3 separate regions of the Homo sapiens genome follow, and regions 1 and 2 are each linked to region 3. The links are chromatin contacts, found by Hi-C or POLR2A ChIA-PET in ENCODE. All regions are on one chromosome and are shown on one strand. The core of a region is the stretch at or near the end of the contact, and the rest is flanking DNA. Distances in the headings are between cores, read along the strand shown.

Evidence for each region. A loop is a pair of places that touch in the nucleus more often than their neighbours do. ChIA-PET counts read pairs that join two places held with the same protein, here RNA polymerase II (POLR2A). Pooled maps may share reads with other maps.
Region 1: a pooled map shows a loop between it and region 3 (7-fold over the local background). The contact joins the promoter of FGF16 here to the promoter of MAGEE1 in region 3. A Hi-C loop is called at or near these places in 1 of 37 single-sample maps with no recorded cell type and 2 of 50 pooled maps. POLR2A ChIA-PET finds 5 or more read pairs at or near these places in 1 of 52 experiments (H1).
Region 2: a pooled map shows a loop between it and region 3 (3-fold over the local background). The contact joins the enhancer-like site here to the promoter of MAGEE1 in region 3. A Hi-C loop is called at or near these places in 4 of 50 pooled maps.

The regions. Positions count from the first base shown.
Region 1 is chrX:77,445,689-77,449,121 of GRCh38, reverse strand. FGF16 (fibroblast growth factor 16) reads right to left here and starts at 1,733. Exons shown (of 3, transcript NM_003868.3): 1 at 1,174-1,733. The coding sequence starts at 1,447. RefSeq lists enhancers at 199-700, 2,646-2,835.
Region 2 is chrX:78,022,005-78,025,798 of GRCh38, reverse strand. All of the region lies in intron 14 of ATP7A (ATPase copper transporting alpha), which reads right to left. Among named protein-coding and RNA genes, the nearest start is that of PGAM4, 54 kb to the right of the region's middle. Within about 2 kb of position 1,283, at least 3 of the 41 ENCODE cell types and tissues checked have a DNase peak (open chromatin) inside an H3K27ac peak, as active enhancers do.
Region 3 is chrX:76,425,020-76,429,006 of GRCh38, reverse strand. MAGEE1 (MAGE family member E1) reads right to left here and starts at 1,297. Exons shown (of 1, transcript NM_020932.3): 1 at 1-1,297. The coding sequence starts at 1,076. RefSeq lists enhancers at 440-569, 1,040-1,249.

The DNA of each region.
Region 1 (3,433 bases), core at 484-2,983, 1.0 Mb before region 3:
ACTCCAGATGCAGCTCTAGCAAGGCATGGAGAATAGGAGGATGGAGAGGTTTGGGGGGTTTGGGGCAGATGTTGGCAAGAAGGAGGGTGGGAAAAAGAAGGGAAGGGTGTCATGTCTGAGTGTAGGCAGAACATCTTACTGGCTTGGGGAAAAGGTGTCTTTCTTGGATTATAGGGTCCTTGGGAGGAAGCAGAGGACATTGGAGGATGCGGAGGGGCAAAGGTAGCTGTCACAGAACCCCCCATGATGTCTTAGTATAGAATTGGAAATTGAAAATAAAAATGGCAAATTACCGAGGAGCGAACACATTTGCTTAGAAACCTAATGATCTTTGTCTCAGATCAAGGCTTATATTAATTGTGTAATTAGTTCTATATGTGAGACAGGCAGCTGTGTTGAACAGTTTGTATAGTGGCAGGCAAACAGACAATCCTGGATGGAGGTTGAACGTTTCCTGCTTTGGGCCCAAGAGACAACTGTTTCTGGGACTGGGAGTGGGCCCAGGACGGTTTCCTCACTGAGGCAAGGAGTCCAGAGGTAGTTTCCGGCAAAAGCTGCCCCAGGACTTGTGCCCTTACACGGTGGACACCGCGAGGTTTTCCTAGATTCCCAATTCGTGCCAGGCTGCCTGGATTGTCTCCTACCCTGGACAGAGCGACCCCAAGGCAGGCGGAGGCCACAGCTGCCTGGTACCCACGGGCCAAAAGCGATTTGTGTGCCGGCCGACCGCCTCACATGCCCACGGCCCATGCAGGATCCTGTTCCAGGAAATCAGCTGCCACAGCCCTGCTGCCTTCGAGGCTCGGCCCGCGCTGCAGCCACGGTCCCGGCCTCCTAGGCGAGAGCTCCCACCCCTGTCTCAGCTCCACCTGCTTTCATTCAAGGCTTAGAGTCCAGCTCCCAGAACTACCCCCTTGCTCCCTGGGGAGATACTGTGGAGCGGCGAAAGGAGAGGCCCCACCGCAAGGCGCCCCCGCCCCCACCTGAAAGTGTCCGAGGGTGCAGGGCCCCCTGATGTCGAGAGGCCCACGACCGCGCCGTCGTGTCTCGCCTCGACTGGCCCGGACGACACCAAGCCCGGGGGCGGTCTGCGGGCCCTACGCCTGAGCCCGGAGCTGTGGGCTCCCCAGTGCGCCGTCCGCCCGCCTCCCGTTCCCCCGACCGCGTCCTCACCGAAGCGGCTGTGGTCGTGGCGGGTCCCGTGCACCGTGCCGTTGGGGAAGATCTCCAGGTGGAAGCCGGTGCGGCAGTAGAGCTGGCGGCGCCGCAGGATCCCCTTTAGGTGGGCGAAGTCTGTGGGTGAGCCACGCTGCAGCTTCCCCTCGATTTGGCCCAGGCGCTCGTTCAGGAAACCTGGGGAGTCAGCTAAGGGCACGTTCCCCAGAGACGAGGAGAAGCCGTGTAGATCCCAGTCCAAGGAGGCGAAGACGCCCCCCACCTCTGCCATGGCTGGGCCGATTGCGGCGCTGGTTGTGCTGGGCGCGCGCGGGCCGAGCCGGGGCCACGGGGCGCGAACTGCCTCTCCCCGCAGCGGGCGCGGGCGGTTCGGCGGCGCTCCCTCGCTAGCTCGCTTGCTCCGCGCTCTGCCGAGCTGCAGTCGACGTCTGTTCGCGTCCAAGGAACTTCTCAGTGGCGGGGAGCGCGGGGCAGCGTGCTCCTGACCTTGCTCTCAGTCAAAGTGCCTCTTCCCCTCCGCATCCATCTCCCCCGGCCTCTCATAGCTGGCTTCGTCCAGCTATCAGATGCAAACGGCACTTTATATACATACCCACTCCCCTTACATTGACATATTGGATATTTAAATACAAGCCACACCTCATTGGCATCCCCTCGGAGATTGGTGTGTGGGTTCTTTTTTTTTTTTTTTTCTTGCATCCATTTGGCTCTTTTTGGGAGAGGGGGGTGGAGGGAGAGAGCGAGCGAGCTTCACTCCCTCTTTTATTATGAAAAAATGGCAGGAAAAAGCTACACATTGCAGTGAGGCATAACTGCTTTTGGCAGGTTCTTCTGAAACTGCTGATGAAATAACAGAGCCCAGTGCGTGGAGGCCGCTGGCGCGCACGGCCACTCAAGGCCTGTTCCGTGGGGGTCTGTCTGTCTGCTGCCCGGGGGCTGTCCCCACCTCCCACGCGTCCTCGGGCTGCTGTGCTAGCCTTTGGAAAGTGCCATGAGACGGGAGTTGGGGGGTTCACATGCTCCTGATCTCCTCTTGTTCCCCAGTTGGTCGGAGGCTGCGGAAAGGGCATCTGACCCGGGACAGGGACTCCCTGGTTTCTTTGTTCCACGGCCCCCAAGTCCTAATTCCTACCTGTATAGGTTGGCGGGGTACCGAGGAAGTGAAAAACCTGGAAGCCAATGCAGTTGCAAAATTTGGGGTTGGGGGTGGTGGTCCTTGCAGATTCCAAGGGGAGGGCCTTACGGGGTCTGAGAGGAGCGGGAAACCCCTCAGAGGAAAGATGAATTTTTATTTTTTTAAAGAAAGAGACGTTACAGCTTAGGCTTAGGAAAAGGAGAGGGGGAGTAAGAAATAGAAAGCGATCTTTTTGAAAAATGATCTCCGCTGGCTTTCTGGGCGCGCTTTTAAGAGGCTCTCGAGAGCAAGCTCAATGAGAGGCCATTGGAAGCCTGGTGGGGGCTTCCCCCCTACCTCGTTTCTTGTTGGAAACAGGTGTTTCCTCGTTCTGTCCAGTGCCTTGCTCCGAGATATTCTATCAGGAAGAGCGGCAGTTGGGACAGGAACCGGCGGCAGCCAGGTCAACGGGCAGCGTCCAGAAGTCCTGGGGAGCAGGTGCCAGACCTGCCCTGCACCCCTGCACCTGTGCCCCGAACCTGAATCCTGGGGCACCTATTGGGCCCTGGCACTCGGCGTCCCGATCGCCTGTGAAAGGGTGTTGTTACTTGGTTTTCACCCGCAGCCGGCGATGGCTGCCTTCCCAGGCTCCCTCAGGAGAAACTGAACACAGGGAGCCCCGCGCCATCCCCTCTCTTTGCAGCGCCTCCTGCTGGCGACCCCTAGTCTCGTGGCAACTTTGAACTCAGGGTCACCATGAGATGAGAAAACCGATTCCGCTCAATTCACTTAGTGCAATTCAGGGTCCTACTCCTGGGCTCCCACGTGCACCCTGAGCTCACTCCCCTGGAACCGTAGCAATTCTCGTTTGGGAGTATTGTGGCTTGGTACTGTTGTGCCTCTGCAGCTCAGACAGAACCTCTGAAGCCAAGCACAAGATGCGGCACATAATAGGCACACTCAGAAATAATCTGAGGTGCTCCCAGTAGCAGCGGACATAGATGCAAGTCATCTTCCAATTGTAGGGGACACAGAAATGCAGAAAGTGTCATTCATATTGAAGTATTTATGGATGAAATCATACGCTGTCTGGGATTTGCTATTAAATTATTCAAAGTAAGAAGGCAGAAGGAGTGGAGGTAT
Region 2 (3,794 bases), core at 34-2,533, 1.6 Mb before region 3:
TTTCTTTAGGGAAACTAAAAATAGGCTCTCAATCACTTCCAGCTTGTAACATTTCCACTGAGAAGTCTGCTGTTAGCCTGATGGGTTTTGCTCTGTAGGTAATTTGGCCCTTTTCTGTAGCTGCCTTTAAGATATTTTTCTTTTGCATTGACTTTGGATATTCTAATGCCTGTGTGCCCTGAGGATGGTCATCTTGTATAGTGTCTTGCAGGAGTTCTCTGGATTTGAAATTTCTTTACTGAATTTTTCAGTTCCAGCAGTTCCATTTGTTTTTTTTCTTAATATGGCTACCTCGTCTTGCATATCCTGAATCGTTTTTCTGGTTTCTTTACATTGGATTCCAACTTTCATTTGGATCTCATTGAGGTTTCCTTGCAATCCATATTTTAAATTACTTATCTGTCTGCTTAGGATCCGTTGCTAGAGAGCTATTACAATCGTTTGGCGGTGTGAAAACACTTTTTGTACTGCTAGAGTTCTTGCACTGATTCTTTCCCATCCAAGGGAACTTTTGCTTCCTGTTTTTGAATTTGCTATCATTTCCAAGGGACGTTTTCTTTCCTTCTTTTTTTTCCCTTGGGTGCTTTACTGTGGTGCATGTTGTGTGTGATCATTTAGCTTTGTTTTTGGTGCTTTCAGGGGTCCAAGGTGCTGTACAGATTACTTGGTTGTGGATAGCTTCTATGCCATAGCTTTCTCAGATGCTGCTTTTTGTAGTGAGGTATTAGCCATTAGAGCTAACAATCTCCTATAGGGTTTAGGGTGCAGAGGTCCCTGTGGACTTATCTTAAGGGCTAGAACTAAGCCCTTCTGTTAGCAGATTTTAAATTTTATGATGCAGTTCAGGATACACACCAGTAGATGGCACTCAAGAGTAAGAGACAGCAGGTAGGTTGGTGCCAGGTAGAAGCACCTGCCCTGATGCAGGGGTGGTGGGAAGAGATTATATTAGGGTGCACTCGCACTCCTGATCCTGTGCCAGCAAGAACATGATCAGCTTCTCTTTTGTGCCCTTGTTATAGGGCTCCTGACCTTCATTTCATAAGGACTTTGTCCTTTGGTTCCCATGAGTATGCCCCTCTGATAGCTACCACTAAAATGGGTTTGGGTTAGTCTTTTCCCCCAGACCAAAGCAGGCAACTCAGTGATTTGTCTGTCCCTCCTTGCTGGGACAGTGCCACTCTGTCGGGAGAGGGAGTTGAGCCTCGCCCTTGGAAAAAACCCAAGCGGCACGTGACTCACTTGCAGTAGGGGTGGAGCCACCATGAAAAGCATGAAATATGCTTTGTCCAAGTGTGCGCTAGCTGGCCCCTGGTGGGAAATAGCACTGCTGCATCCGCAGCACTGTAGGTGTGGGGGAAGGGTGTGGCAGGAGATGATCTTCTCTCCATGTCTAACCCTAATCCTATCTACCATACTGTCCAAAGCAATCTATAGATTCAACACAATTCCTATAAAACTACTAATGTTCTCTGTCACAGAATTTAAAAAGCAATCCTAAATTTCATATGGAAAAAGAACCTAAATAGCCGAAGCAATCCTAAGCAAAAAGAATAAAACTAGAGGCATCACATTACCCGACTTCAAATTATACTAAAAGACTATAGTAATCAAAACAGCGTGGTATTGATACAAAAATAGACACGTAGATCAACTGAACAAAATAGAGAACCCAGAAATAAAGCCCACACCTACAACCAACTGGTCTTCAACAAAGTTGACAAAAACAAACAATGGGGAAAGGACACCCTATTCAATATATGGTGCTGGGAAAACTAGCTAGCCATATGCAGAAGAATGAAACTGGACTCATATCTCTCACCATATAAAAAAATTAACTCAGGATAGATTGAAGACTTAGATGTAAAACCTCAAACTATAAAAACCCCAAGAAAACCTGGGAAAAACTCTTCTAGACATTATCCTAGGGAAAGAATTTATGACTAAGACCTCAAAAACAATTGCAACAAAACCAAAAATTAATAAAGGAGATTTAATTAAACGAAAGAGCTTCTGCACAACAAAAGAAACAATCAACAGAATAAACACAGAACCTACAGAATGGGAGAAAATATTTGCAAAGTATGCATCCAACAAAGGACTAATATCTAGACTCTATATGAAACTTAAATCAACAAGGATAAAACAACCCTATTTAAAAGTGGGCAAAGGGCATAAATAGACACCTCTCAAAAGAAGACATACAAGTGATAAAAAAAAACACATGAAAAAATACTCAACATCACTAATCATCAGGGAAATGCAACTTAAAACCACAATGAAATACCCCTTCACACCAGTCAGAATGGCTATAATTAAAAAAATCAAAAAATAACAGATGTTGGCAACGATGCAGAGAAAAGGGAACACTTATATACTGTTGGTGGGAATGTAAATCAGTTCAACCTCTACGGAAAACAGTCTGGAGATTTCTCCAAGAACTTAAAATATAACTACCATTTAACCCAGCAATCCCACTACTGGATATCTACCCAAAGGATTTTCTTATATTTATTTTAAATTGTTTTATCAAAAGACAACTGCATGTGTGTGTTTATCACAGCACTCTTCACAATAGCAAAGACATGGAGTCACCCAGGTGCCCATCAATGGTGGACTGGATAAAGGAAATGTAGTACATATACACCATGGAATACTATGCAGCCATAAAAAAAGAAATCATGTCCTTTGAGTAGCATAGGTGAAGCTGGAGGCCATTATCCTAAGTGAGTTAACGTAGGGACAGAAAATCAAATACTACATGTTCTCACTTATAAGCAGGAGCTAAACAATGGCTACACATGGACATAAAGATGAAATCAATGAGCAGTGGGGCCTCCAAAAGGTGAGAAGAAGGGAGGGGGGCAAGGGATGAAAAACTACTTATTGAGTACTATGTTCACTGTTTGGGAGATGGGGTCACTATAAGCCTAAACCCCAGCATCACCCAATATACCCATGTAATAAACAATATATCCACGGGCCGGGCACAGTGGCTCATGCCTGTTATCCCAGCACTTTGGGAGGCCGAGGCAGGTGGATCACCTGAGGTCAGGAATTTGAGACCAGCCTGACCAACATGGCGAAACCCCATCTCTACTAAAAATACAAAAATTAGCCGGGCATGGTGACATAAGCCTGTAATCCCCGCTACTCAGGAGGCTGAGGCATGAGAATCACTTGAACCTGGGAGGTGGAAGTTGCAGTGAGCCGAGATCGTGCCACTGCACTCCAGCCTGGGCAACAGAGCAAGACTCTGTCGCAATAAATAAATAAATAAATAAATAAATAAACAAACAAACAAACAAACATGCACATGTACCTCCTGAATAAAAAATAAAATAAATAAATACAACAAAGTAAGACTTTATTTACTTTGAGTAGGAGTCTCGCTCTGTTGCCCAGGCTGGAGTACATTAGTGCCATCATGGCTCACTGCAGCTCTTATCAGTAACAGTTTTACAGTGTTAGGTTAAGTTCTCAAATACTTAAATATTCATCCAAGAATTATAGATCTATATAGAAACACAGCTGGAAGGGGCTTTCATAGATTTCTAGGCTTATGCTTCCATAAACTTCACATATGTATACATGTTGTTATAGAAAAAGAACAGATTCTTGTCACACGACCAGGAAAAGATTAGGTCTGCAGACACTTTGAAGGGCGAGGGGAAAGGAATTTATTGGCCAAAAAGGAAAAAGGAAAAACAACTCAACAAAATGAGATTGAGTCCTGTTAACAGGCTCTCCACCTCACCGACTGAACCCCAGGTACCACCCAGGAACAGGTCAGT
Region 3 (3,987 bases), core at 48-2,547:
ATTGGCAGTACGGAAGTGCTTGGTCCCTCACCGGGAGTGGGCGGCACGGAGGTGCTCAACTCCTCAGTGGCGGTGGGCGGCACGGAGGTGCTCAGTCCCCCACCAGGGGTGGGCGGCACGGAGGTGCTCGATCCCTCACCAGCAGTGGGCTGCACGGAGGTGCTCAGGCCCTCGGTGGCGGTGGGGGGCACGGAGGTGCTTGATCCCTTACCGCGGGTGGGCACCAAGGAGATGCTTTGTCCGTCAGAGGCGGCGGGCAGCACGGAGGTGCTCGGTCCCTCACCAGGAGTGGCCGGCACGGAGGTGCTCGGTCCCTCATCACGGGTGGGTGGCACGGGGGTGCTTAGGCCCTCAGTGGCGGTGGGCGGCACGGAGGTGCTCGGTCCCTCATCAGGAGTGGCCTGCACGGAGGTGCTCAGGCCCTCAGTGGCGGCGAGCGGCACGGAGGTGCCTGGTCCCTCACCAGGTGTAGGCAGCACGGAGGTGCTTGGTCCCTCATCAGGGGTGGGCACCACGGAGGTGCTTGGTCCCTCATAGGCTGTGGGCGGCACGGAGGTGCTCGTTCCCTCACCAGGGGTGGGCGGCAGGGAGGTGCTCGGTACCTCAGAGGCGGTGGGCGGCACGGAGGTGCTAGGTTCCTCAGAGGAAGTGGGCGGCCTGGAGGTGTTCCGGCCCTCAGAGGCGGCAAGCGTCACAGAGGTGCACAGCCCCTTAGAGATGGTGGGAGGCCCGGAGGTGCTTAGGCCCTCACTGGGGGTGGGCAGCACGGAGGTGCCAGGTCCCTCAGAGATGGTGGGCTGCCCGGAGGCGCTTGAGGCCTCAGAGATGGTGGGCGGCACAAAGGTGCTTGGGCCCTCAGCGGAGGTGGGCAGAACGGAGGTGCTTGGGCCCTCAGAGGCGCAGAGGCCCTGGAGGATCTGGGAATCGCTGGGACCCTGGGGGACGTCTGAGCCTGGCACATCAGCGGGGAGACCGGGGGCATTAGGGGCCTGCATTTCGCCCCAGCTGCTGTTGTGCGCAGTAGCCTTTGCAACGCGGCGGCGGCGGCGGCGCGAATTCTGGCTTACCAGAGACATGGTCCTGCCCACCGGCGTTGGCGTGTAGGAGCAGACACCGACAGGCCCGCGATCTGGCAGAGAGGACGGGAGGTGTGTAGGTGCCTCGGCACAAAACTGCCGCTAGCGGTAATGATGTTGCTGCTGCTGCCAGAACCAAAGTTCCAAGCAACTGCTGAAGCTGAAATTAGAGGTGGTGAAAAAGGCAGGCACTGGCCAGCAGTGAATGCTAGTCTCACTGTACTCTGCTTCTCACACCCCGCCCTCTGCCGCAGTCCGCGCAGGCGCAGACTGGCTCTGCGGCAAGGCGAAATCGCCCCGCCCCGCCCCTCCCCTGGGCCTGAGAAAGTGGATGCGGTGGTTCTGCACCAAAGGAGAGCACTAGCAGAAGGGAAACTTTGGTAGGGTGAAGCAAGGAGCTTAGAGTAGATGCATTAGGGAGTAAAAATGGAAATAATAATAAATACTTCTCAGATTTAGGGTACGATTGGAGGGCTTCTACACAGAGTGCCAGGCACTTAATAGATTCTCAAAATTGGTAAATATCATTGAGATTTGCAGTTTTCCCGAAGCTGTTTCAAAGAAAATGTGCATTGTCTCTGGAAGGGTAGAACCCCCATCCCTGACCATGTCTCTTCTATCACTTTCTCCATTTATGTGTCTAACTCCTCCCCTAATGTTGTGAGCTAGAAAGAACTCTTTCCTAGAGGGTCTGAATGCCTGAAATTTAGTACCAATTAGGGAGCTTCGAACACGCTTGAAAAGCCCAACATTCCCAGCCCAAACTTTCCCAGTCACCCAGGCTTTAGTGGGAAAGCCACTAAAACTCTTGAAAATTTGTTTAATTCTTTCACTCCACAATCACCTGCTCATTTAATAGAGCTTTTGTGAAAGTCAGTTGAGATACCGAGTGTTAAGGGATGTGTTACCTGCTCTGTTTTGCTCTATTACTCTAGCACTTTTGAGCAGATCCAACCCTGATCCCTTTATTCATTCACTCAACAAACACTGGTCATCTATCCCGAAGTTACAGTTAATCTCTTTGTCATCAAGGAGCACCCGATGTAAAAATGGGAGTCAGAGAAAAAGTAAAGCTAAATTTTCTAGAAGTTTGTAAAGAATGCAGGGGATGGCAGGGTCAGTTCTACCTGTAGATGCAGAAAAGGCTTCATAAAAGAGGAGATGTTTAAAAAGATGAGTGGGTAGATATTTACCAAAAGGACAAGGATGAGAAAATCATTCCAACTGAGAGTAGCACGGCAGCAGTGAGTAAGAAAGAAAACACTGAAGAGGACGGGCAGGCTGTTTTTAGAAGTAGGGGAGAGAGAGAGAGGAAGAGAGATAGAGGGAAAACACTAACTTTCTGACACTCACACAACCACTACAATTCAGCTTACCACTATTGACCCTTTATTGATATGTTTATATCTTGCTGCAAACATTTATTATATGTTGTCTTTCTTTATATCTTCTCAAAAATCTGGGAGTATACTTTTGTCTTTTTTTCTTTTTTTTTATACTTTAAGTTTTGGGGTACATGTGCAGAATGTGCAGATTTGTTACCTAGGTATACACGTGCCATGGTGGTTTGCTGCACCCATCAACCCATCATCTACATTAGGTATTTCTCCTAATGCTATCCCTCCCCTATCTCCCCACCTCTTGACAGGCCCTGGTGTGTGATGTTCCCCTCCCTGTGTCCATGTGTTGTAATTGTTCAATTCCCACTTATGAGTGAGAACGTGTGGTGTTTGGTTTCCTGTTCTTGTGTTAATTTTCTGAGAATGATGGTTTCCAGCTTCATCCATGCCCCTGCAAAGGACATGAACTCATCCTTTTTTATTGCATAGTATTCCATGGTGTATATGTGCCATGTTTTCTTTATCCAGTCTGTCATTGATGGGCATTTGGGTTGGTTCCAATACTTTTTTTTAATACGTCTTTAGGAAAGGGAAAATAACTGGCTACAGTCACAATGTGTCACCATCTCTGTCTCCAATTGGAGAAGCAATCCCTTATATGAATAACCAGTTTCGGTTCTGTGAAGTCCAATGCAGTTTTTATGCCTGGGGCCTATTCAGAATGGGAGGCACAAAAAAACCTAAGATATTTCTAAGCTTTAGCAACAGATATTCCTAACCTAGGGTACAGTGATTTTTAAAGACCCTGAAGTTGTTCAAACCTATAAACTAAAAATTTTTACCTCTAGAAATATATTCTAAAGAAATAATAAGATATATGTGCAAATATTTAGCTAAAATAACTTTTATTATATAATTTGTTCTAGTATAACAGAGCTGAAAACTAAATGAATGTTAAATAACTAAAGAGTATTTGAAGAAATTATGGTACTAAAAATGGAATACCAGTAAGTCATTATAATGATATCAAAGAATTCCATTTCTAATAATGTATAGTTGATTGCAGCAGCCCTGCGGAAAAAAAACCCCAGAAATTTAGGTAAAGAAACCCTTTTATGGCAACAAAGGCTACCAATATAGCATCAGAAACCTATAAAGGCAATGAGGACTTCAAGAGTAATGATCTCAGAAAAAAGGGAAGTGCAAAGAGGTGAGTCTTACATTGTATACAAGTTTGTCACTTAAGGAATTTAATGATTTGTAAGCTGATAATTTGGAATTCTGAACTTACTGAAATAGTACATCAAAAATGAAGGCAAAATAAATACATGTTCAGAAATCAGTGCTGAGTAAATTGATCACCAGTACACCCACACTGAGGAAATACTGAAAGGTTCTCCTCTGAAACTGAAGAGATGCAAGAAGCGAACAGTAATAGAAAGGATAAATATGTGGGTAAACAGACATATTGACAATGTAAAACAATAATAATAATATGTTTTGTGTAATTTATATGTAGAATTAAAATATAGGAAACAAGTGAGTGCAAGAGATTTGGGGACTGATCAAGA